Linked DNA regions of Homo sapiens: region 2 is linked to region 1. A link is a contact called in ENCODE Hi-C or POLR2A ChIA-PET data. All regions are on one chromosome and are shown on one strand. Each heading gives the region's core, a stretch centred on a gene start or an enhancer-like site at or near the end of the contact. The rest is flanking DNA. Distances are from core to core; before and after follow the strand shown.

What was found. Hi-C counts contacts between places; a loop is a spot of excess contacts on that map. ChIA-PET counts read pairs that join two places held with the same protein, here RNA polymerase II (POLR2A). Pooled maps may share reads with other maps.
Region 2: a map of A673 shows a loop between it and region 1 (3-fold over the local background). The contact joins two enhancer-like sites. A Hi-C loop is called at or near these places in 5 of 168 maps with a recorded cell type or tissue (A673, G401, GM12878 and 2 more), 11 of 37 single-sample maps with no recorded cell type and 10 of 50 pooled maps. POLR2A ChIA-PET finds 5 or more read pairs at or near these places in 6 of 52 experiments (GM12878, H1, RWPE1 and 3 more).

What each region holds. Positions count from the first base shown.
Region 1 is chr10:86,710,327-86,715,568 of GRCh38, reverse strand. The region is part of intron 9 of LDB3 (LIM domain binding 3); the gene reads right to left. Among named protein-coding and RNA genes, the nearest start is that of BMPR1A, 44 kb to the left of the region's middle. RefSeq lists enhancers at 2,948-2,997, 3,542-4,161, 4,162-4,781 and a silencer at 3,738-4,427. Within about 2 kb of position 3,713, at least 35 of the 41 ENCODE cell types and tissues checked have a DNase peak (open chromatin) inside an H3K27ac peak, as active enhancers do; they include A673 and GM12878, where a contact is called at or near this core.
Region 2 is chr10:86,795,531-86,800,772 of GRCh38, reverse strand. All of the region lies in intron 1 of BMPR1A (bone morphogenetic protein receptor type 1A), which reads right to left. Among named protein-coding and RNA genes, the nearest start is that of BMPR1A, 42 kb to the right of the region's middle. Within about 2 kb of position 1,957, at least 3 of the 41 ENCODE cell types and tissues checked have a DNase peak (open chromatin) inside an H3K27ac peak, as active enhancers do; they include A673 and GM12878, where a contact is called at or near this core.

The sequences.
Region 1 (5,242 bases), core at 2,464-4,963:
AAAGATTGCCCAGGCAGTCAGAGCACAGGGAAGAGAATGCACCACCTCACTTCTATCACCCCCTCCTCCAGCTCCCTGAGAGCAGAAAAACGTTTTGGGCTCACAGCACAGAAAAAGCATTGCCACTGCTTACCCACAGCCCTCTCCCGCCTGGGCCCTCAACACCTAGCCAGGGCAGACCCAGCTGCACCCTGCAGGCAAGGTCCAGCTGGCTTCCTCTTCCAGTGAGTGAGGTTCCAGAAGCCTCACCACATTTCAGTCTGCTCCTCAGCAAAGAGGCCTCATTCCCCCAACCCTAGGAAGCATGTCAGCACAGCCTCCCTCCCCATTCCTGAGCTCAGTATGGGCAGGATGGACTGCATTGAGGCAGTCCCTGCACCCACACCCCGCCTCTGCCCCCCACCCCATACTCCAGCCTCAACCTGGAGAGGAAGGTTTTCCTTAGGGCCTAAGACCCTGGCCCCATCTCCAGTCTCTCTTTCCCACCTGGTTCCCCTGGACCGCCTGGGGCAGCCTGTGGCTCCCACTCTGCACCTTCCACTCCCAGGTGACCCACCCTTCAGAGCTGGGTGAGCTGGAAATCCCTGTGCTGGGGGTGAGTAGGGACCAGGTAGATAGGATCCATCCATGTTGTTGAAGGAAGAAGAGATAAAACCCTCCACAGCCCTGCCCTGGAGCCATCCTGCCAGTGAGGCCTTCAAAAGATAATACCGGTTGGGCATGGTGGCTCACGCCTGTAATCCCAGCACTTTGGGAGGCTGAGGTGGGCAGATCATGAGGTCAGGAGATCGAGACCATCCTGGCTAATGTGGTGAAACCCCATCTCTACTAAAAAAATACAAAAAATTAGCTGGGTGTGGTGGCGGGTGCCTGTAGTCCCAGCTACTCAGGAGGCTGAGGCAGGAGAATGGCGTGAACCCAGGAGGCGGAGCTTGCAGTGACCCGAGATCGTACCACTGCACTCCAGCCTGGGCAACAGAGCAAGACTCCATCTCAAAAAAAAAAAAAAAAAAAAGATAATACCTTCTCCATAAGGAATCTTCCTCCCCTTTAGGGGTAACGAGGCACATAGCATCTGTCATCTGAATCGGTCTTCACATTATTCCCTCTTTACACTTGAGGTCACTGAGGCTCAGACAGAGCTAGTAAGTGGGAATACATCTCCAAATCCATTCATTCTATCATCCCAAGCTGCCTCTGTAAAGAATATGAGTCCAATTTCTAGAAAATCTCAGTGCAACATGTCAGGGAGGAGTCATTTTCAACATGAAGGAGACCCCCTGCTGTGGAGTCTTGATAGCATAGCCAAGAGCCCTGGCTGCAGGATCCAGCTCTACTACCTCCTGGTTTTGTGTCCTTGGGCAAGTTCCTTAACCTCTCTGGGCCTCAATTTCTTCATCTAAAACTGGCAATACTGATTCTTAGTATCTCACAAGGTTATTATGAGGATTAAGGGAAGGTAAGAAATATAAAGAGCGTAGCCTAGTACCTGGCATAGTGTGTCACTAAATGTGAGTGAGGATGGCAAGGATGGGGGCAACCTGGGTGTCAGGGTCAGATGTACTGTCAGCCTGTCTCATGGCCTGCTGCTCACCTAGGGAAGCCCAGCCCAGTTAGACTGGTAGCGCCTAGGGTTGGGGGAGAGGAGGGAAGGGAAATGGAACATCCTGAAGTCAGATAACCTGAGACTGAGGTCTATTCAGTGGTGGTGGAATGCCTGACACCCTGCCTGCCCCACAGGGCATGCTGGGGACCTGCTGGGGTGACATAGTGAATGGATTTTGTAAATGTGTACAGCCCAAATTTGAGGTATTGTCACCCTCCCTAACAACTTTGCAGAGAATATCAAAATGCTGGGGGAAGAAGTGATTCCAGGAACACCACCAGGGACAGAGAGCAGGGAGAGGTGATCTAGCACAACTTCAGAGCAGCTTCATCCCTCTGTTATATATAAGGGGGTTCTGTGCAACATTTTCTTTCCTTTCTTTGTGAAGTGCAATTCTCTGCTAAAAAAGATTAAGATTGGCTGGGCGCGGTGGCTCACGCCTGTAATCCCAGCACTTTGGAAGACTGAGGCCGGTGGATCACTTGAGGTTAGGAGTTCGAGATCAGCCTGGCCAACATGGTGAAACCCCGTCTCTACTAAAACTTCTAGTAGCCGGGCATGGTGGTGGGCGCCTTGTAAACCCAGCTACTCGGGAGGCTAAGGCAGGAGAATCTCTTGAACCCGGGAGGTGGAGGTTGCAGTGAGTCGAAGTCGTGCCATTGTACTCCAGCCTGGGCAACAAAAGAGAAACTCCATCTCAAAAAATAAAAAGATTAAGACCAGAAGCCCTAATCCTGCGGTGTCCAATACATAGTGCTACGTGGCCGATGAGCAGCTGAAATGTGGCTAGTCCGACCAAGAAGTGCCGTTAGTGTAAAACACACACCAGATTTTGAAGGCACATTAATAATTATTTTATATTGATTATATGTTGAAATTATATATATATATATATATTTTTGAGACGGAGCCTTGCTCTGTCGCCCAAGTTGGAGTGCAGTGGCGCAATCTCGGCTTCACAGCCACCTCTGCCTCCTGGGTTCAAGTGATTCTCCTGCCATAGCCTCCCGAGTAGCTGGGACTACAGGCGCCCGCCACCACGCCCGGCTAATTTTTTGTACTTTTTTAGTAGAGACGGGGTTTCACCGTGTTACCCTGGTGGTCTCGATCTTCTGACCTTATGATCCGCCCGCCTCGGCCTCCCAAAGTGCTGGGATTACTGGCGTGAGCCACTGCGTCCGGCCTGATATCTTAAATATATGTAGTCAAAGAAAATATATTAAAATGAATTTAACTTGCTTTCTTTTATTTTTTAAAAATGTGGCTAATAGGAAATTTCTATTGCGTGGTGCTGCCTTCACCAAAATGACTGCTTCCACATGCCAGGCCCTTTACGTGCCTTATTACTCGCTGCAATCCAAGGAGGCAGATAATATTTGCAAGTCCATTTTACAGATGAGGAACTGAGACTTGGAGAGCTTAAATGGCTGCCTCCAAGTCATCCAGCTGGTGAACTGCTTAGCCGAAACGAGCTCAGGCTGCCAGACTCAACAGCAGATGCCCGCTTAGAAACTCCCCAAGCAGCAAAACAGGCTTTAGTACGCCCCCTTTCAAGTAAACAGGGCCCTGGCCCACCTTTCCTGCCTCCCTCCAGCAATACTAACCCTATTCCCCCTGCCTGGCAGTCGCTTCCCTCCATCGGAAGGCCTTACAGACTCCCGGATCCACCTCCTTTTCTTTTCCAGCCCCCACAACACAGAGGTCTCACAGAGGCAGGCTAGAATCTGGACCCCGATTTGACGGCTTCCTTGCTTGGGGCTAACCCACCCAGAGAAGGAACCTCCCCGGCCTCGGTGGCCCGGCCCGGCAGCTCCGTTCCCCCGTCGCAACCCCGACTCCGTCGGGGGGCGAGCAGGCAGTGGCGCTTCGCAGCCCTCAGCTTCTGCATCCTTCAGCCTGGCTCGCCGTCACGCCAGGAGAGACCTGATATCCCATCTCGCAGCCCCGGGGCTGTTGCTATTTTTGCGTGACGGAATTAAGCCAGTCTAAATTAGAAGGTGATATTTCATCTCTAATTGGCAAGTTCAAAAGTCCCCTATCGCACTCGGCGGGCTCGGGGATATGTAATTAAACAAGGTGATTTCTGACTCACGCCGGGCCGGGCCCGGCTCTCCGCAAGCGCCTGGCCGCCGCCCGGCCCGCGGGCCAACGTGACCGTCCCCGGCCCGCGCGCAGGGTCTCCGCGCCGCCGCCGCCCGCCCCCTCCCGGGCCTCAGGTGTTCCGGGGAGCGGCCGCCCACCTCGGGCGCCAGCGATAAGATCCGGCCTGCGAACGCCGCCCTCGGCCCGGAGGAGGCCCCGGGGGGAGCTGCGGCTGCGGCCGCGGCGCTCCGGGTCCCGCGCGGGCTCCCCGCCCTCTCTGACGCCCGGATCCGAAGAGCCTGGAGGGAAGGGGAGCGGAGGGGGGCTCGGGACCACACGCCCCACTTCATACGGGGCCGCCTGCCAGCCGCCCCCGGACTCCGCTTGGCAGCCGGGCCTCCCGGAGAGGGAGGTGGAGGCAGGCCGACTCCAGCGCGCGCCCGCCCGGCCGCCTCTTTCCCCCTAGGCAGGAATGAGTTAATGTCTGCGCGGCCTGGGAACGGCGCGGGGGCCCGCGGCTCCGGCCCGTCTCGCTCGCCTGGGCCCCAGCCCGGGAAGGAGGAGGAAGGAGACGCAGGGCGGGCTGGCCGCGCGCCCCCGGAGCCCTGACGCCGCCTGGCGGGCTGGGCGAAGACAGCCGGAGGCCGCCCCGGAAGGTGCCAGAAGCGCCTCCCCAGGAAGAGACGGAAATGTCCTCCTTGTGCCCCGGCAAGGCCTCGCCTCCACCCGCCGCTTCTCCTCCAACTCCTCTCCAGCCTCCCCTCCCTGTGTTCCCAGTCTCTGCAGGGGCAGCCTCTTCCCACTGCTCCATCTAAGGCTTTTCACTACTGCAAAATGCCACCTCGCCCTGCGGAGTTTTCACCTCAGAACCGTCTATCCTTGCCCCTTCTCTGTAGGGACAGAGAAGGGCACCTCCCGTGTGACAGACGCTGTGCTGGGTGCTTCATTCCATCCCCAGAACACAAGGTGTCCATGAACAGCGCAGCCTGGATGGATGAGGCACTTTGCCTTCGAGAGCAGAGCAGGCCGTGGCACCGGCCTCTGTCTCGGGCAAAAGCCGCTTCGACCGCCCACACTCAGCCCTGCTGTCAGAGCGAGCTTCATGAACCAGCGCCCCGAAGCAAGGCCTGCCCTGACTCAGTGCCTGTCTCATCTCCCTGGGCTCCAGCGGCAGAGAAAACTTCCCTGGGGTTTCTCCCTGCGCCTGGATAGGACCTGCTCCCGAGTCTAGGCTCCTTATGTGCTGTTCTGTACCCCCATGGCTGCGGCCAAATCTCGCACACTGGCATGACACAGAGAAGATGGAGTCTCATTCTGTCGCCCAGGCTGGAGTGCAATGGTGCAGTCTCGGCTCACTGCAACCTCGGCCTCCCGGCGATTCTCCTGCCTCAGCCTCCCGAGTAGCTGGGATTACAGGTGGGTGCCACCACGCCCGGCTAATTTTTGAATCTTTAGTAGAGATGGGGTTTCGCCATGTTGGCCCCGGCGGTCTCAAACTCCCGACCTCAGGCGATCCTCCTGCCCCAGCCTCCCAAAGTGCTGGGATTCCAAGTG
Region 2 (5,242 bases), core at 708-3,207, 87 kb before region 1:
TGACAGATATAAATAGAAATGTTCATTATTTTCGCAAAGAATTACATGCTTTCTTGTTTTTCTTAAAACACAAATCGCCTGGCCAGGTGTGGTGGCTCATGCCTGTAATCCCAGCACTTTGGGAGGCCGAGGCGGGTGGATCACTTGAGCTCAGGAGTTCAAGACCAACCTGGCCAACATGGTGAAATCCCGTCTCTACTAAAAAATACAAAAATTAGCTGGGCATGGTGGCGGAAGCCTGTAATCCCAGCTACTTGGGAGACTGAGGCAGAAGAATCGCTTGAACCTGGGAGGCGGAGGTTGCGGTGAGCCGATTTCACATTGCACTCCAGCCTGGGCAACAAGAGCGAAACTCCGTCTCACAAAACAAAAACAAAAACAAAAATGGCCTTATTTTAGGTTTCCCTCTTTTGATAGGAACATGAGACTATCACTCCCCCCTCGGCTCACTATATGAAGAAAGAGTCCAAATGCAGTGAGTGATGGCAACTGAGAGCCGGGCAGATGGCAGGGAGAACAGCCTACTTAGCTCCACTGAGGGCTGCAATTGGGAATACAGGCCCTGTGCTGCCCATCTTACCATTTTTCAAGATGAGTCAGAAATCTGCATTTTCTTTTGAAAACTCTCCCAATTTTTAATTGTTGGCCACTAATTTTTAAAAAATTACATTATAAGCCAAAAACATGCCTACAGGCCAAATCCAACTGACAGGTCACTAGTTTGCAACCTGTATGTTAAAGAATCATGGTTCATCTACTATTCTTTTTCTTGTTTTTAGTTAAATCTTCCCTCCAAGCAGAGATATGTTGTTTTTCTATAATATACCCACTTAAAGACTCAAAAGACTACCAACAACTGCCATTAAACATCTCTCTTTTAAAAAGTAATTTACTATATTTGCATTTTGATACTGGTTTGGGATGGGAAAGAAATTCATTTTAAATTTACAATTACTCTTGTAATCACAGCACGCTGGGAGGTCGAAGTGGGTGGATCGCTTGAGCCCAGGAATTCAACACCAAGTGAAGCCCCATCTCTACAAAAATACAAAAATTAGCTGGGTGTGACGATGTGCGCCTGTTGTCCCAGCTACTCAGGAGGATAAGGAGGGAGGATCACTTGAGCCCAAGAGGCAGAGGTTGCAGTGATCCAAGATCACACCACTTCACTCCAGCTTGGGCAACAGAGCAAGATCTTGTCTCAAAACAAAAGAAAACAAAAAAAGAAAGAAAGAAAAGAAAGAAAAGAAAAGAAAAGAAAAGAAAGGAAGGAAGGAAGGAAGGAAGGAAGGAAGGAAGGAAGAAAGGAAGGAAGAAAGAAAATGTACAATTACTCATGAAAAAAAGTAGTTATCAGTAGTTATTTGTAGAGCACCTGCAGTGTGCCCAGCACATTACTAAGCATTTTCACACTCTAGTTTTCACGAAAGCCTAAATTACCTTGTGAAGTTGATATTATTATCTCATTTTACAGACGACTTGTAATAGTTCACAAATTTCTCAGTTTTTCTTTCTCGGCATTCAGAATCCAGCAGAAATGGTTGGTTAGGGTTGCCTTTTGATAGGTATCATCAATCAATGATAATTACAACCATCTTAAATCACAGTAACAAAAATGCAAGGTAAAGATTTTGAAGGACAATATCCTTTGAAAAAAACAGCTAAAACTTTAACTCCTTAAGTTCTCCATTTTCACTAATGTTCCCTGACATCCCTTTAGTAGTCAGTTATTTTCAAGACAAGTAAAATTGAAGTCAGCTCTTCTTTTTGGTTAATATGTTCCTTTCCAGAATCTCTAAAAACAAAGTCTTGCAAAAACCAAAGCTTTTTTATTAACATAACAAGGACTAAAGGAACACCACTGACTACTGACACAAGGCACAGTGCTCAGCTCACATGCAATAAAACAAGTCGGATTCCCCACTCACATGAGCTTACAGTTTCAGTTTCTGAGAATGGAAACAGATCTGAAAGTAATTATGGTAAGTGCAACAAAGGAGATTTAAAACAGGATGCTGGATAGCTTTCACCAAGGTGTTTAAGTAAAAAGACATACTGGGCAAAATCTCAATACAATTGGAAAGGTAGAAAGACAAACTGCTCCCTTACAGTGAAGTGGTTCCTTTAAGATATTACAAGGCCTGAAGTCTTACATTAACATCTTATAAATACACAGTTCTACTCATATTTTATATGTCCTAGAGATTCCATGTTTAAGCCTTTAATTTTGATCTTTTAAAAGCCACTCATTTTTCTGTAAAACATGCATAAATAATAAACTTCAGTATTTTAAAAAGTAAAACCCTCATCAGGATTTAAGTTCTAAGGCTCAAGGAACATTTAAGTAATTAAAGCAAATTATATATTTATAAAAATAACAGACAAAACCAATAGCATTTATCAAATAATGTGGAAAGGATAATTGTTAAAATGCTACTTTTATTGATAACATGTAAAAACTTAGTATTAGTTTTTTAAGTATGGAAATTGTGATGAATGGTCTAATTACTTGGTTTTTGCAAAGATATAAAATGTCATACGGTAGTAAGCTACAAAAGCTAAGTGCCAAAATGAGTCATAATTCCCTAGTAAAAAAAAATAGGACTAAAAAAGGAATACCTCTAAAAGTCTTACAAATATGCTTATATAAGAATGATACAAAACATCCATGACCTTAAATGAAGAGGATGTGTCAAAAATGTCTTAATCTCACTAGCAATTAATATATCAAAATAATAAATAGCAAATAGACAAAGTTTTGAACACAGTCTTAAGTAAAAGATTCAAAAATCTCTCCTAAGATTTATCTCCATTTTCCCATTTCTGAGGCTTACCTACATCTAATTTTTAAATATATAAATATATTCACTTAATAATTTAAATGACAATATCCTACAGCAACCAACCCAATTCTCACTAGTCACTTTCAAACATCTTCCGGGTCTCATGCATTAACAGATTTCTTGACATTACAGGGAACCACAACTCAACCTTTTTGGACCTTTTTGGAACAAGGTCCATATTTGAACACACAGAAGTACAGAAGAAAAGCCCTCGATGGTACCTGAAAATGCTATACAATTTGAAGAATTAAAGTTCAAATTCTGGCCGGGCACGGTGGCTCACGCCTGTAATCCCCAGCACTTTGGGAGGCTGAGGTGGGCGGATCACTTGAGGTCAGGAGTTCAAGACCAGGCTGGCCAACGTGGTGAAACCTCGTCTCTACTAAAAATACAAAAATTGGCTGGGCGCAGTAGTTCATGCCTGTAATCCCAACACTCAGGGAGGCCGAAGTGGGCGAATCACGAGGCCAGGAGTTCCAAGACCAGCCCAACCAACACTGCGAAACCCCATCTCTACTAAAAATACAAAAAATTAGCTGGACATAGTGGTGGGCGCCTGTAATCCCAGCTACTCAGGAGGCTGAGGCAGGAGAATCACTTGAACCCAGGAGGTGGAGGTTGCAGTGAACCGAGATTGGGCCACTACACTCCAGCCCAGACAACAGAGCAAGACTCCGTCTCAAAAAAAAAAAAAAAAATTAGCCGGGCTTGGTGGCAGGCGCCTGTAATCCCAGCTGCTCTGGAGGCTGAGGCAGGAGAATTGCTTGAACTTGGGAGGCGGAGGCTGCAGTGAGCAGAGATCGCGCCACTGCACTCCAGCCTGGGCGACAGAGCAAGACTGTCTCAAAAAAAAAAAAAAAAGAAAAGAAAAGAAAAAGAAAGGAAAAATAAGAGTATAAACTGGGAAGAAAAATTGGAGCCACAATATAGAAAGCCAAGTATAAAATCAAGTTACTGGGCAAAAATCTGTGAATAAATTAGAACTAAAGCATGAGAGCTAAAGAGAATAAAACTTTTATGAACAGGACAAAACAGAACAACACCAACTCCCAATACCCAACCACAAACTTTTATTGGCTGTACCTTTTCTCTTTTGGAAAAAGCTCACTGGGACAATATTCTGCTAAGAAAATACAGTAACTCAGTCTCGGTGACATGGCAAAACCCTGTCTCTACAAAAAATACAAAAATTAGCTGGAGTGGTAGCGTGAGCTGGTCCCAGCTACTTGGGAGGCTGAGGTGGAAGCACTGCTAGAGCCTAGGAGGGGGAAGTTGCAGTGAACTGAGATCATGCCACTGTACTCCAGCCTGGGCAACAGAGAGAGATTCTGTCTCAAAAAACAAAAAAGAAGAAACAAGGAAAGAAAAGAAAATACAGCACCTACTCTCAAAATACTAAAAATAAATAAATAAATAAATAAATAAATAAATAAATAAATGTGCCTAAATTTATGTGATATAATTCTGATTACTAATTATAGTGACTTTCTTCAGAAGGGTAGTAAGTAAATTGATGAACATTATTAATACTTAAAATGACCTAAAAGTGAAGAAAAAAATAGTATTTCTTAATGGACAAATAATGTTTGACAGGGATTTACAAATAGCTTACAAATAATGCTTAAACTTCCTAACCCCTCAGAAAAGGGACCAGTCACATATTTATAAATACATATTTATGAAATACATTTAAACTTTAATAACCAAAATTGTTTAATTCCTTAAAGGCTTAAAAAAAAGCATATATTCTAACTAAAACCAACTGGGAAAAAAATACGACATAAAACAGTCAAATTAATATTCAGAATATGGCACTGGGATTTTATGACGTTTTTATGTGAAAATTCTTTTCAAACTCTTCATTTATCTAAGAGTAGCAAGGAAACAGAACAAAAGAAATATTGTAACTGCTTTGGGGACTTTTTACCACTACCTTTCTGAAACACACAATCTAATTCATGGCCATTTTGTGCCAAGAAAGTTATTTTTTTCCCCTCAAAATATAATTTAAAATACTCTTTAAATTTAACTCAATATCAATTTGAGATAAATTGATGTTTAACTGCATTATTAAACTATAACCTTTAAGCTCTCAAAGAAAATATTTTTAAATACCTCTGAATATACAAAGAAATAACTATTTGGATTACTTGAAATGCTAAATTATAAAAAAGTAAAGAAAGCCTTAAAAAAAATAAGTAGCAACTTTTAAGAGTATTTAAGTTAAAATGGTACTCTTCGGGGCCCTGTTAGGAAAACTGCCTAATTCCCTCCCTCCCTACTATGGGGAAGGGTTGAAGACATAGTGGCAAATGCATACTCTAGCCTCACTATTGCTTCTCTGAACGTGTGCAGTGGTAGGCTCAGGAACAAAGAATGTGTAACCTGATCTCTTTTCC